3 separate regions of the Homo sapiens genome follow, and all the other regions are linked to region 2. Evidence: chromatin contacts called from ENCODE Hi-C data. All regions are on one chromosome and are shown on one strand. Each heading gives the region's core, a stretch centred on a gene start or an enhancer-like site at or near the end of the contact. The rest is flanking DNA. Distances are from core to core; before and after follow the strand shown.

Region 1 (4,716 bases), core at 845-3,344, 5.1 Mb after region 2:
ACAGTTGCTGCTGGGCACGGCCACTCGTCCTGGCTTGTGGCAGAGGGCTCAGGCACAAGGTGGGCGGTTAGAGCTCTGGCACCAGAGCCCTTCTCGACATCCCCACTGCTTACAACCAGTCCAAGCCCCATCTCTGACTTAGAAGATGGTTGTTATTCCTCACTGGCTTACCAGCTGTCACCTCATCCCCCTTCAGCCAGTTCCCCATCAGCGATCCATGTGAGACTTGGACCAGGACACTCCCCTGCTTAAGGATCTCAAGGTTCCCATTCCTCTTTAATAAAACCCCAACTCCTTACTTTGGCTTAGAGAGACACACGATGTGACCTTTGCCCACCCTCTGAACACCTCTCCTGCTAGTCTGTCCCTTGATTTCTTCACTGCAATCACAATGGCCCCTTTGCTGTTTCTCCAGCAGGCAGAGATCTTTCTCAGCTCACACTTTCTGCCTTCACATGGCCTCTGCCTGGAATGCCCTTACCCATACTCTTTGCATGGCTTATGATGCAGGTCCCAGCATAGGTATCACAACTCACAGAGGCCTTCCCTGAAAAAACAGTGGCTTTGTCTGAGGAGCCCCACTCCCCATAAATCCCCCTACACCCAGCAGCCTGCACACAGCATTGTCTGAAATGACCTTGTTTGTATATTTACTTGTTTATTGCCCATGCCTCCCCCCAGCAAGAATGTAACCTCCAAGAGGACAAGTGTTGTGTCTCGCTTACTCACATCTGTGGCCTCAGTGCCTTGCATTGCCACCCCCACGCACCCCACCGCCCCCAGAGTGCCGCAAAGAGAGTGCAAAATAAATATTTGTTAAATGAATGATGAAGGGAATGGTGGAGGAGGCTGTCTGGGCCCTTTATGGAATTACTTCAGCTCAGTTATGTCTATTTCTTTTTTTTAATCCTCCTCTCTCTGCCCGTCAGCTTCCATTCATTCCCCACCTCCCATCTCCAGGGAAGGGGTGAAAGGATGGAGACAGACTGACGGGTTGCCTGGCTGAGGCTTGTTTTAGGGTGTGGAGCAACCCCCAGCCCAACTGAACTGTCTGGGCTTCGGGGAGGGAGGAAGAACCCAGTCAGTCCTAGAGCCCACAGAAGTGAGTGGTGGGGTTCAGACAGGCCTGGACTGTCCGGCGATCACAGACCTCAGAGCTGAGGGGTTCCTATAAGATCATGTGGTCCAATCTCCTCTTCCCAAGAGCCAAGGCGATGCTGCCTTGCCAAGACCGTAAGCCTCAGAGGGCCAGGCTCCAGGAGGGGACCTCGATCAGGGCCCAGGGGACCCCGGGCCGCTCACTTGCAGACGCTGACCCACTCGGTGATGCGGCACTCTTCGCAGACCACGAAACAGCACCAGTGGAAGCGGCAGTGGCAGCGCTCGCTGCGCGTCTGGCGCAGGATGTTGTGGCCGCGGCCGCAGCACATGCTGCCGCAGCCATCCGAGCCGGCGCTGCTCTTGTTGCACAGGCGGCCCACGGTGCCCGCCGAGTCCAGGCGCGGCTCGCGCTCGCAGAAGTCGGGAGACTTTTCGAAGTAGACCAGGTCGGCGGGGCTGGCCCGTCGGCGCGGCCCGGGAGCGCCCGGAGCCGGCGAGGGTGCCCCCGCTGGGCCCGGCTCCAGCTGGCCGCCGTTGCGGTTGTGCGGCCGGATGAGCGTGGCGCGGTGGAAGCGGCTGCGCAGCAGCGCCCCCACGGTGCGGAACTCGGGCGTCACCTGCCAGCACGTCTTGAGCTGGCAGCTGCCTGACGTGCCGTGGCACTTGCACTTCCGCCGCATGTTCTCCATCACTGCCTGCGGAGGGAGGCACCGTGAGGGGTGACACGGCGCGCAGCCCCACTCCCCTCCCAGCGCTTAGCCTGGCCTGCTTCTGAAACCCACTCCCATTATACAGAGGCAAACGCTGAGGCCGGGAGCGAGGGTCCCACAACCAGGCAGTCAGAAGAACTTCTGTACCTGCTCTTCTGCCTCTGCCTCTGCCTCTCCCACCCACCTCCCACCAGGCCAGGCCCCGGGGGAATTCCCACCTGCCGGCTCCCCTCCTCTCCTGCCCGCCTTTCCAGCAGCTGCAGGGGGCCCTTGGGGCTGGAGGCTCTTGCTTCCTGAAGGGGGATCCCAAATAGGCAGGGAAATTCCCTCTCCTGCCACCCCTGGGGTAGGGGCCAGGAGCAGGAGGGTGCTGGCCCCGCTGTATCTCGCTCCAGGCCGTGTGTGTGTGTGTGTGTGTGTGTGTGTGTGTGTGTGTGTGTGTGTGTGTGTGTGTGGTGGGGTGGGTGGAGGGGTGTTCGGTGAGTTTCAGAAAGCCTTGGTCCCCCTCTCAGTCCTTCCCTCTCCAGCTCCCCCTACATCTCTTTGTAGAGAGCCAAAGGAGGGGGACAAGTGCTGGGGAAACTGTCCCCGATTATGCTGCCTGGGGCTCATTCTGCACTATGCTGAGACCCATGGTTCGTCCTAGGAAAAGTCAGCGCCACCAGGGGCCAAAGCTCTACCTAATACAGAATGGAACCGGAGAGAGCCAGGCTCTCCAGCTCAGTGAAAGTGGAGAAGGTCTCAGGCCTCCAAGGGAGGTGGTTATGGGAACGCAACCCAGCCGCCCCCAACCCAGCTCACAACCTGCTCTAGAGTCTCCTTACTAAGAACCCTTTGACATTTTCACCAGAAACCCCGTAAGAAGTTGGCCACATCCCCTCCTTTCCCTCAGTCCACTCCGAAAACACACCCTGAGACAGGGACGGCAATGATCCAGGGCCCTTAAACTTGGGCAGTAGGGCCATAAGAGAGGGCGCCTTCCCCTCGAGGTCTGAAAGGGCTCCACAGCGTGCATGCGCAGCCTGTGCTGTCAGCACCACGTGGGAACCAGACCAATGCCTCCCCAGGCCAACAGCTCCAGAACATCTGCTTCCCACGGGCAGCAGCCATTAATTAACCAGTTTAACGAGGAGGAGGAGGAGGAGGCACCGTTGGTATGGGCTGGGATGGCGGTGAGGCTTGGGAAAAGAGCTGTACAGGGCAGGCTGGGTGGGAGCTGGACATGACCCAAGGGTAAGTGTGCCTCAGTTTACCCCGCCTCTAAGTCAAGATGGGAATTGCTGAATCAGCTTTGTGCAGGAAGATGACCCATCGTGGGCTAAGAGGCCAAGAGAAAGAAGAGTGAGATGGAGAAGGTGCCAGCCAGAGTGAGAGGAAGCCAGGTAAAAGGCCTCAACAGGCTGAGCAGAGTCAAAAGAAGGGATGATGGAGATGGAATGCTCAGGAAAGGACAGTGCTGAGCTACCATGAGAGCCAACAGGGCATCAGAATGTGGACTCAACGCTGTAGAACAAAAGAGAACAGGCTCAAAGGTCAACTGCCTGGGGATGAACCCTGCCTGGACCACCTTCTCACTAGTTGCATCATTTTGGGCAAGCTTCTTGGTCAATCCATGCCTCAGTTTCCATATCTCAACATAAGGTTAATAACAGTGCCCACTTCATAGGTAGTTGTAAGGATTAAATAGGTTAATATGTAGGAAAGTGCTCAAGACAGTGCCTAACACATAGTAAGCACTCAATAAATGCAGGCTATTACCACTATCCTTTCTTCTGCTGCTTTTTTATGTATGTGTGTATGTATTTAATTTATTTTTAATGAATGACCCTTGAGGTAGTAGGAGCATTTGAGGACAGAGGATAAAGGAGAAAGGCACCATAACACAGTTCCCCAGTGGCCCCTAGGAACTTCACTTACACCCCTTACTTTGCAGGAATCCCTCATTCTAGACTGCACAGAAAGGCTGGGAGAGATCACTGGATCATGGAACATTAGCATTGGGGGGAACCTTAGGGATGATCTAGTTCAACCTTGTCACTCTATAGGGGAGGAGTCAGATGGGAGCTCCAGGCCTAGACTCCTGAAGTCCTGACTGCACCCCTGTCCTTTCTCCTGGGTGATCACCCGAGGAAGTAGGAGAAGCAGGTTGCTCAGCAGGTGGTATGCTGATCCAGGGCAACAGGGCTTGTTTCTGCCCTGTATCCCCAGGCCTAGTCCAGTGCCTGGTGCACAGTGCATACTCAGTGCATGTTTGTTGAATTAGACAGGGTCAACGAGAAGATTGCCAAGGTGTGACATGTGGGAGCAACGTGGTCCTCAGAAGAGAGGTAGGCCAGGGCAAGGGGTAGGCCCTAGGCAAAGAGATTTGAAGCAGACCCAGGGGTGGGGCTCTCACCTGCCTCCCAACTCGGTTGTTGTGAAGCCTCATTCTCGCGTGGATGTCTCTGTGAGGCTCCCGGGAGTCCAGAAAGTCCTTAGAAAAGCGCTCCCCGAAGCCCATGTCGGGGCTGCAGCCGCCCCACTCCCAGGAGTCCTGCAGGCCTGGGCTGGCTGTGGGCAGGGCTGGGTGTTCCGGGACCCCATGGCTCAGGCCCTTACCACGCTGCAGTGCATCCAGTTGTAAGCGGTGCAGCTTCCTACGGAAGGCCTCCTCGTCCCCTCGCCGGGACGCATCACAGCCACAGGCCTTCAGTTTGCCCAGGGCACACGCATTGGACACGGCGTGCACCACGCCAGCTGCTGCGATGGCGTAGGCAAAAGCGCTCTCTCGGAAACCTGTGGTTAAAGACCCAGAACACATGGACTCTGGAGGGGCCTTGACACCCCATTCTCCAGCCCACCTTTCTCATCATTCCAAGGAGAAACTGAAGCCCAGTATGCAGGAGAGTCTGGCACAAGGAAACAG
Region 2 (4,890 bases), core at 733-3,232:
TATATAAAGGAAATGAAAGAAGGTTATATTTCTTTTTAATGCCAGGTTGATATTCTAAATGTTAAGACTAAAGTCAGATAAATACTGGCAGTCCTTTGCTATATTCTACATATATGACTGGATTAATTTTCCCTTTGATCCAATTGTCACATGAAATTGGTTCTTCAATATAAAAGACCAAGCCATTAGCCTAACTTTTAGGTTCCTTATTTCTGCTCTAACCATGATACTATGTTTTATACCTAAGTATGAAGCATAAATGTTAATTTCACAGATTCAAGCCATAAACACTAGTATGTTATATTTGCAGTCATCCCTCAATATCTGTAGGGGATTGGTTCCAAGGACTCTCCTGGATACTGAAATTCATGGATGCTCAAGTCTCTCATATAAATGGTGTAGTACAGGCACACTTCGTTTCACTGTACTTCGGTCTATTGTGCTTCACAGATTTATTGCATTTTATTTTTACAAACTGAAGGTCTGTAGCAATTCTGCATGTGCTCACTTTGTGTCTCTGTGTTACCATTTTTTAGCAATAAAGTATTTTAAATTAAGGTACATATATTGCTTTTTAGACACTACTACTGTACACTTAATAAACTACAGAATAGTATAAACATAACTTAGGTATACACTGGGAAACTAAAAAAGTCATGTGACTCGTTTTATTGTCGTGGTCTAGAACCAACCCTACAATATGTATGAGGTATACCTGTATCTGCATATAACCTATGCACATCCTCCTGTATACTTTAAGTCATCTCTGGATTACTTATACGTAACACAATATAAAACCCCTTTAAGAAACAAAGGGAAGCAAAGTATGAAAACCTAGGTTGAAAGTCGTAAGATATACATATAACATATACACCTATATAATCTGTCCAACCCATAAAGTTTCTTCCACCTTTGAGAGCCTAAAATACTTAATCTTATAATAAACAAGGGAATGGGAATTAAGAAGAGATTTTATTTTTTGCTATAATCTTCTCTGTTAGAAGACCGTTCCTACTGGTAGGAGTACAAAGTGGATCAACATTTTTTGGAGGGCAATGTTAAAGTACTAATAGCTTTCAAAATTTCATACTACACATGCGTCCCCTTTACGCGCTGTTACATAGGTTTTAATGGCAATAATATGGAGCTCATAGGCCCATATATACAGAGCCATAAAAAAGAGTGAGGTACATATCTTTGTAATACCATGACAACATGTCAAACACACATTATTAAAGAGAAAAAGCAAGATGAAGGAATTTAAATTATGTAAAGTATGATCTGGTTTGAAGCTATAAAAACCTGTGTCTCTCTCTGCCAAACCTGTTACCAGAACAGCATTAATTAGGGCAAAAATCTAAAGCTAACTTTTTTTCCTTTTACTCTAGACAGCAGAATTCAGGTTGTAGATTAATTTTTTTTCTCCTTAATTTACGATGCTGTGGGCTGCTTTCTTCCCGCTTATCGGAATTCTCAGGCATTACAAACGGGGACTACAACATCCAAGTCCACATAAGGAAGACCCTCCAGTTAGCCCCATTTCTCCCAATTTTCAGTAGCCAAAATCCTAAATGGTAGTTTCAAAACGTCGGGAACAGCCCGAAGCTCTACCGCCCGCGGCACAAATCCATTTTTTTTGCCTCAGGCCCCGCGCCCACAGCTCACGGGTGTCTCCATCGCAAACTTCCTAAGGCTTAACCCAGGGGCGCATCAGCCGCAGACACGACGCCGCGGGAAGAAGACCCAGTGTCTGCGACCGCCACCCTGAGACCTCTTCCCGAGGTGGCTCCTACCGGCGCACGGGCGGCGGCGGGCACCGCAGAAGGCGCTGCCGCTCTAACTCCTTCTGGAAGCGGAAGGCGGCGCGGAATCCCTTCTTCACTCCCCGAACCGGAGGGACCAGCTTGGGGGCGACTGGAGCCAGGAGGCAGCGATGTCCCTGCTGCAGCAATCTTACCAGCCCGGACGCCATTGCACGAGAGAAAACGATGGAAGACGGAACGAAAGTAGTCGGGCCAGTGTCCCCGTAACACACTTCCCCCGGAACCCGGAACGCGGAACGCGAAGAGAAGGCTGGGGCGGAGACAGCCCCCGGGGCGGGGCGACTGAGAGAGGGCAGGGGCGGAGACAGCCCCGGGGCGGGGTGATTGCGGCCGCCTTGAGGCTACGCTTGCGCTAGTTCTCTCCTCTCTTCGAGTTACTTTCCAATGATCCGGACTTGAGGGCGTTTGCGCCCAAAAGTTTCTGGGAGAAGTTGCTTCACCCTGTCACTCTCTTGTTCCTTCCTCTCTCGTTACAGCAAAACAAACAAAAATCTGTTTCGCTTTCAGGTTAAGGAAACATTTAAATCCTCAAAAAAAGAAAACATTTTTAATTTATATTTAGTGTTCTAGGCCACTACTGAGCAAGTATTTACCGAGCTTCTATTTTTGACCCAGCACGCCTCCAAAAGCCTTAGTTTTGGAAACCCTAGACTCAGAAATGTTGGCTTATCCAAAATTAAAATTTTTCTTTAAAAGCAATCTAATAGTACATATTTTTAAACATCCGGAAAATGACTGGAAAAAAACATAAAACGGTAATAGGGGAATTACAGTTTCTTCCTTCTTTATGTTAACACTCTTTAACAATGTAATTCTATTGCTTTCCTACCAAACTGTTAATACAGTACAATTTTTAAAAGAACATATTAAGTCACAAAGGGAGGCTTGTTTGAATTCCCAGTTTTGAGTTGCCTGCTGAACATCTAGACCCTCAAAGGGGCAATGCTTTCTGTGATCTCTTTGTTAAAGGCATCTGTGTCCCCAGCAGTCACCCAGATTGAACTCCTATGTCTTTGATTGTTTTTGTTTCGACAAACCCCCTCTTCGGTGCAGTTTCCACCAAGTGCTTTTTCCATTTATTTCCACTGCAGGTACCTGGTGGCTCTCCTCACCTCTTTCCGTGGTTAGTGTAATTGGCCTGGTACCTTCCTCCCTTCCCCAGACACAGCTCACCTACATTCATCTCTCTGAAACACAGACCACAAAGCATGTTATGACTTAGCCCGAGAATCTTCAGTGCCAGGATCATAGAACTCAATTTGGGTTTCTCAGCTTGACCATTTCAAAAGGGAGAATCTAAATGGTTCATCTCAGCTTATAAAAGGGTTCCCTTTGGGGAGGGAGAGAGCAAAAGAGGGGCTGAGCACACACCAAAAAACAAACTGATGGATTTCTGGTTGAAGGAAATTCTCCAAGAAGGGGTGAAAGGAGGTTACGATTGACCTTCTTGTTTCAATGTATGTAAAGTATTGAAAATTCATGGAACATCAATCCAATAAATGGATTAGGAGAAAATGCAGGGAACTGTCATTTCTGTAGAATTTCATTTATTAGGAAAAATAATCTAAGCCAGTTGTAGCACAATCATGTTAAGTTAAAATGAGGTGTCTCTGTGTTGAGAGTTTCTCAGTCATACAACAACGAGAGCATCATTTGCAGATTAAAAAAATGTAGGTCCTCAAAAGATTTCTTCTACTAATGCCCTTCATGGAACTTAGGAATTAACCAGTTTTTTAAAATCTGCTCATACATTTGTCTATTTATTCAATAAACACATAATAGGAGGAGGACTTGGTTCCAGGATCCAGGCTCAGAAAACTTTAAGGAAGAAAAAGGCCAATGTGTTTTTCAGCCCTCAAAAACCTGATTTTTCCTTTAACCTGCTGTTAGCCCTAATTTGATCAAAGCTCACAGATGTCAACAACTTTCGAGTTTTCATTGGGTTAAGGTCAGGTGGAAGGGTGGGGAAAAGTCACACTTAGGAAGAGGAGGTGAGGCGATTGAGGGTTCACTTTAACCCTTGGGGAACACAACCTTTTGTGTTTTGATGCCAGGGATATTGCTTATATATTCCTTCAATGATGGTGAAGGCAGCTGGAATACGGGGCACAGAAAGATGGATAACAAAGTTAGTAAGCTCTGCTATAGGACCTTCCTGAACAATCAAGCAATTCTGAACCACCTGGGATTACTCACCACTACTTCATAGATTAGCTAAGGAATAACTACCAAATAGTGGCCTTTAATCCAACTCACAAGGAAAATTACAGACAGAAATAATTACCATAGAATGAAAATTACTATAGTTAAAACTGTTCAAAATACAAAATTGGAGTTACTGATAAATATCGATATAGAATCAGTCTTCACCAAAGTTACATCTGTTCAACCTAGCTTTGGAAAATTTGACTTGATGGAAAATTTGACTTGATAGATCTAAAAGCTGCAACAGAAAACTCATGATAGTAAAACTGATTAGCAAAAAGCCTTAGTAAACCTGAGCAACAAATAACATCTTAGGAAATAAATGTGGAAAAAAATTCATGAAAATACATTAAGCAATAGAAACATGAAAATACAATTAGAAATAGGATACTTGTGCTGTATAGAAAATTGATCAAGAAATTTAATTGGTTTCATGGAGCTTATTCCAGAAAACATTTTCTCAAAAAAAATGCATCAATGTTAGTATAATTCTGTTATAAACACTTTAATTCATAATTATGGAAGCAAAACTTTTTTGGTGTGTTAGCGGCCAGCAAGATGGCTCTCAACAAGCCCCACCTCCTGGTACTTACACCCTTGTACATTCCCCTCTCACATTGTGCTGGGATTAGTCTGTGTAACCAATAGACCATGGATGTTTTTATCAATTCTGGGGTTAGGTAATAAAATACATCATAGCTTCCATTTTGGTCAGATACCTTGTATTTCTTGGATTAGTCTCCTGTCAGGAAGTCAGCTGCTATGTTATGATGTTGCCTAAGAAACTATGTGGAAAGGCTTATGTGATGAGTAGCTGAGGCCTCCCGCTAACAGCCATGTGAATGAATGAGCTGTCTTAGAA
Region 3 (4,569 bases), core at 1,981-4,480, 6.0 Mb before region 2:
TGGTATGACACTAATGAGAGAAATATCTGCCCTCAAATCCATGTCAAATGTGCAGTTATTTGGATTTAAGGCCAACGAAAAAGATGCAGTGAAAAAGAGACTAAAAAACAGAATCAGCATGAAAGAAGGATTCATCTAAATCTGGGGCATAATTTGGATAATATACAACATTAAAAAAATAAAGACAGGAGAAAGGGGAGGAAATGTACAAGAAATAATTTTAGAAAGTCATTCCAGAAAAAAAATCTATCTTATAAAACATATTTTAATGCTAGTCTTTTAGTACTTATTTATGTCAGGCCACCTCTTACTGGATGTTTGGTTTCCTGTGCTGAGACTCAGAAAAATTGTCTTGTGGTTAGAAAATAGCATATTCTCAAGGCAGTTGACTGAAAAGTATATTTTTTTGGCATGCCATTTTTTACAACAAATTTTACTTTAAAAAGAGGGTGAATTAATTAGCTTGGAGATTAACTCTCACTGGTAGAAGTGTAGTGGATTTATTCAGCATGCTTAAAAAAGAAAATGGATCAGAATTTAGGATTTTATATATATGTAACTGACAGAACCTGAGATAAAGGAGAGTTTTTCACTTGCAAAAAATAAAAAATAAATAAATAAATAATAAAAATAAAGAAAGAAAAAGAAAAATTAAGAACACTGAAGGGATGGTGGGAAAGATTTCTTAAAAAAGAGTAGTTAGGGCCGGGCGCGGTGGCTCACGCCTGTAATGCCAGGAGATAGAGACCATCCTGGCTAACACGGTGAAACCCCATCTCAACTAAAAATACAAAAAATTAGCCGGGCGTGGTGGCGGGCGCCTGTAATCCCAGCTACTGGGGAGGCTGAGGTAGGAGAATGGTGTGAACCCAGGAGGCGGAGCTTGCAGTGAGCTGAGATTGAGCCACTGCACTCCAGCCTGGGCGACAGTGCGAGACGCTGCCTCAAAGAAAAAAAAAAAAAGAGTAGTTAGAGGAAGGCATGCGCCTAAGTTAGACTTGAGAGCAAAGTCTGAAGAACACCAACAACAGAATTATTCTTTAGGAAGCCGAATGCCAGGGAGCACTCCTAAGGATAATTTACTAAAATAAAAAGGTAACAAGATACTCAGCCTGGTGAGGCTTACAAATGAGAGAAATGAAGCATACTTGTAAAATACCAGACCTTCAGGGGAAAGAAAATGCAAAAAAAGACAAATTTTTAAAGGCTGTAAAAATTAAAACATTCTAACTTACTTGAGGTAGATAAAAATAGAAAATCATGTAAGATTAGAACAGATTATATTTTTGACCACTCATGTTAGGAGGTGAAGAAATGTTAGGATCATAAATCTTAAAGCCAGCCAGGCTCGGTGGCTCAAGTCTATAATCCTAGCAATTTGGGAGGCCGAGGCAGCTGGATCACCTGAGGTCAGGAGTTGGAGACCACTCTGGCCAAAATGGCGAAACCCCGTCTCTATTAAAAATACAAAAATTAGCTGGGTGTGGTGGCGCACGCCTGTAATCCCAGTTACTCGGGGGGCTGAGGCAGGAGAATCGCTTGAACCCAGGAGATGCGGAGGTTGCAGTGAGCTGAGATCGCGCCACTGCACTCCAGCCTGGGCAACAGAGGGAGACTCCCTCTCGATAAATAAACAAACAAATCTTAAAACAAATGGAAAAATCAATAATCCGTTTAAAAAATGTACAAGGCCGGGCGCGGTGGCTCACGCCTGTAATCCCAGCACTTTGGGAGGCCGAGGCAGGCGGATCACGAGATCAAGAGATCGAGACCATCCTGGCCAACATGGTGAAACGAGGTCGCAGTGAGCCGAGATCGCGCCACTGCACTCCAGCCTGGCGACAGAGCGAGACTCCGTCTCAAAAAAAAAAAAAAAAAAAAAAAACAACACCAAAAAAAAAGTACAGAAAAGGATACCTTTCAGTATTTCATACATCACTAAATGTGCAAAACCCCCTAAGAACAGTTTAATTAAAAATTTGAGTCTGACCCTGGGCCCACTGCCTATGAATTAGCCCTGCTCCGCAAGGAGCAGTACTGTTTTAAAAAAAATTTTTTTTGGACAGGCTGATTTTACATTTGTAATATTTCTAAATCTTAAATTAAAAAATATATATTAACATTTATATTTTAAAAGATGCTTTCAAAAATATAAAAAAATTAACTCATTACCTATTTTGTTTAAGGGCTCCTGGAAAAACTGAGGGAATGATCAATATGCACACCAAAACAAATATATACAAACTTCTAAATTTCATTTTATAGGAATAGTATCTATTGAAAGGGCAGGGTGCATGAATAACTCAGTGACAGGCGTAAACTCAGCCAGGATTAGAAACGTCTTCCCAATGGAGGCCCCGCTCAAGTTGAGAATTTCATGGACACAGTAAATCATCCAAAAGCCCACCTTCAATAACCAAAGTAGGCATAAAAATAGGCCGATGGTTACTTTGGAGATAATATAATCCTCGGTCTTATTGTTGTGGAGCAGATGTCATTATGGGTGGGGCTGAAGCGCAGAGCAGCTGAAACATTTTTATACCACCACCCGCACACTTTCAATGGGATAGAAGGGACTCCAAAAGGTAAGAGCTCCCAATCGTCAGTTGCTACTAGAAATAACTAAGTTTTGATGTGGCCGTGGCACGCGTAAAGGCCACAAAGAGATTTATAAAATTCTCCATGATTAATTCCTATCCTGGAAAAGAGGCAATCTCCTTTTCCCCTCCCTAGCCGGCTCCTCCTTGGGACACTTGGCTGAGTCGTTCTTTCCCTCCTTCTCACGCTGAGGTGAGGCCGCACGCAAGCCGGAGACGCCCGTTTTCCTCTTCGCGCGGAGGAAACTCTACGGGTAAGAAGCCGGGGTGGCGGGAAAGGAGCACGCGGCACCGCGGGGAGGCAGAGAAGGCTTGCCAGGGACTAGCCGGGCTCGGGGAGAGCAGGGACACGCGGGCCGTCGGACCGAGGAGGCCGAGGTGACGAGGAAAATCTCCCGGCGCGGAGCCGGGACTGGGCGCTTCCGGCGGGCTACGGTTGCTCTTGGCCTAGCACAGCCTGCGTCCCGGGCCCCAACCGGGCCAGGTAGGGAGTTAGGAGAGAGGGTAAACCGCGGCTCGCACTTGCCTGAGACCGGGTGACCAGTAACTGGTAATAGTCTTTGCTAGGCGGCGGGCCTTGTCCTACAGTTTCAAAGAGAGTCTCCGGCAGCCACGACGCCATCTTGGGACGCCACCGCCGTCGCTAAGACAACCAGGAAGGGGCGGGGCTTGGTTGGGGTCAAGGGGCCAAAACCCTAGTTTAAATTGAACCACGCTTATGAGCTGGCAGAAGGATTTCTAACTTGGGGCGATCGTCCCCTCTTCCAAGGGTCTTAGGGAACCCTGATCCGTGAAATTTCCAGCTCCAGGTCCCGGGTGACCCGAGGGGGAATTAGTTCCTGCTACCACGGAGGGGAGGGGGTGACCCCGGCGGAGGGATACCAAGTAGATCTCCACAGTCCCCTTCCTGGTCCCTCGAAGGGATCGGGCGGAGATCGGAGGCTGCTGAGAGAGTCGAGCCGGGAGGCGTGGGAGGGAGGGGCGATGTGATGGGCCGCCAGTAGGCAGCGGTGCCGGTCCCGCGGACGAGCCCGTAACCGGAGCCCGAGGACAAAGTAGTTCCCCGAGGGTGTCAGAGCAGGCGGGGAGGGAGGCGGCACGGGCGGAGGCGCACGCCGGGCGCGGTGCTGCGGCTCAGCTGATAATTGAAGGAACCCGGAGCCGCCGCCGCCGCGCCGCTGGGGGGGGTGGGGGGAGCTAGTGGAAGTTACTGCCGCGCCACCGAGTCCGGACCGGAGACTTTGGGGCCTAACTAGGTAATTGGGGCGCAGCTCTGGGCGGCGGGGGCAAGCCTTGGGGGAGGGGGCCAGCTGAGGGGTTGGGGGGGCGGGGGGAGGAGCTGGAACAGAAAGTCCCAGGAAGCCCGGTTGTGTCATCGCCGCGATTCGGCCCCCGCTTGGCCTGCTCCCGGCGCCGGCGGCGGCGGGGCCGCGGAAGGACCGGGCCGGGGGTGGACGGGAGAGACGCTCGAGGGCGGCCGCGGCCGGAGGGACCGGGGCCTGGCGGGAGGTAGGGGTCGCTGGGTCCCTCCTCCGGCTTCCCGCAATGAGGAGGGCCCTTCACAGAACCGGGGTAAGGCTTGCGGGTGTTGGGGAGCTCGGCGGGGACCAAGGGGGGCCGGAAGTGGGCTTTGGAGCTTGGAGGGTGTCTGGGAAGAGAGAAAGTGGGGGGCCGGAAGTGCAGGTGGGGGGTGTGAAGACGGCAAGGGTTCCCCGGAAATGGGACGAGGGGCCCGGAAATCGGGAAAGGGGAGGCTCCGGGGCCGTGGACGGCCCGGAAATGGAAACTAGGAAGCAGCTCCAGTGACAACAGTTGTGGGAAGCGAGGGTCAGAGAAGGGAGAGGCCAGAGAGACTTTAGACCGCAGTAAGGGGTTTCCTGCCCAGGGGGACGGCGAGGGACGGTTGAGGGAGGGCGAGCCCGGAGACGGGGTCTGCGCGGGGCAGTTTTTTAAGCCGTGGGAAGTTGAGGCT

The links. Hi-C counts contacts between places; a loop is a spot of excess contacts on that map. Pooled maps may share reads with other maps.
Region 1: a pooled map shows a loop between it and region 2 (4-fold over the local background). The contact joins the enhancer-like site here to the promoter of MRPL44 in region 2. A Hi-C loop is called at or near these places in 2 of 37 single-sample maps with no recorded cell type and 5 of 50 pooled maps.
Region 3: a map of CD4-positive, alpha-beta T cell shows a loop between it and region 2 (20-fold over the local background). The contact joins the promoter of FBXO36 here to the promoter of MRPL44 in region 2. A Hi-C loop is called at or near these places in 1 of 168 maps with a recorded cell type or tissue (CD4-positive, alpha-beta T cell), 1 of 37 single-sample maps with no recorded cell type and 10 of 50 pooled maps.

What each region holds. Positions count from the first base shown.
Region 1 is chr2:218,889,854-218,894,569 of GRCh38, reverse strand. WNT10A (Wnt family member 10A) reads right to left here. Exons shown (of 4, transcript NM_025216.3): 3 at 4,207-4,586; 4 at 642-1,796. The coding sequence ends at 1,299. It overlaps LOC105373882 (a long non-coding RNA gene), which reads left to right. Exons shown (of 3, transcript XR_923916.3): 3 at 1-93. Among named protein-coding and RNA genes, the nearest start is that of WNT10A, 11 kb to the right of the region's middle. RefSeq lists enhancers at 1,237-1,316, 1,747-1,816, 1,847-1,926, 1,428-2,010, 2,527-2,656 and a silencer at 1,457-1,666. Within about 2 kb of position 2,094, at least 12 of the 41 ENCODE cell types and tissues checked have a DNase peak (open chromatin) inside an H3K27ac peak, as active enhancers do.
Region 2 is chr2:223,954,555-223,959,444 of GRCh38, reverse strand. MRPL44 (mitochondrial ribosomal protein L44) reads right to left here and starts at 1,982. Exons shown (of 4, transcript NM_022915.5): 1 at 1,794-1,982. The coding sequence starts at 1,972. RefSeq lists an enhancer at 1,898-2,067 and a silencer at 2,138-2,207.
Region 3 is chr2:229,921,164-229,925,732 of GRCh38, reverse strand. FBXO36 (F-box protein 36) reads right to left here and starts at 3,230. Exons shown (of 4, transcript NM_174899.5): 1 at 3,124-3,230. The coding sequence starts at 3,219. It overlaps TRIP12 (thyroid hormone receptor interactor 12), which reads left to right and starts at 3,724. Exons shown (of 42, transcript NM_001348323.3): 1 at 3,724-3,853. RefSeq lists enhancers at 2,952-3,011, 3,668-4,168, 4,169-4,569 and a silencer at 3,842-4,231.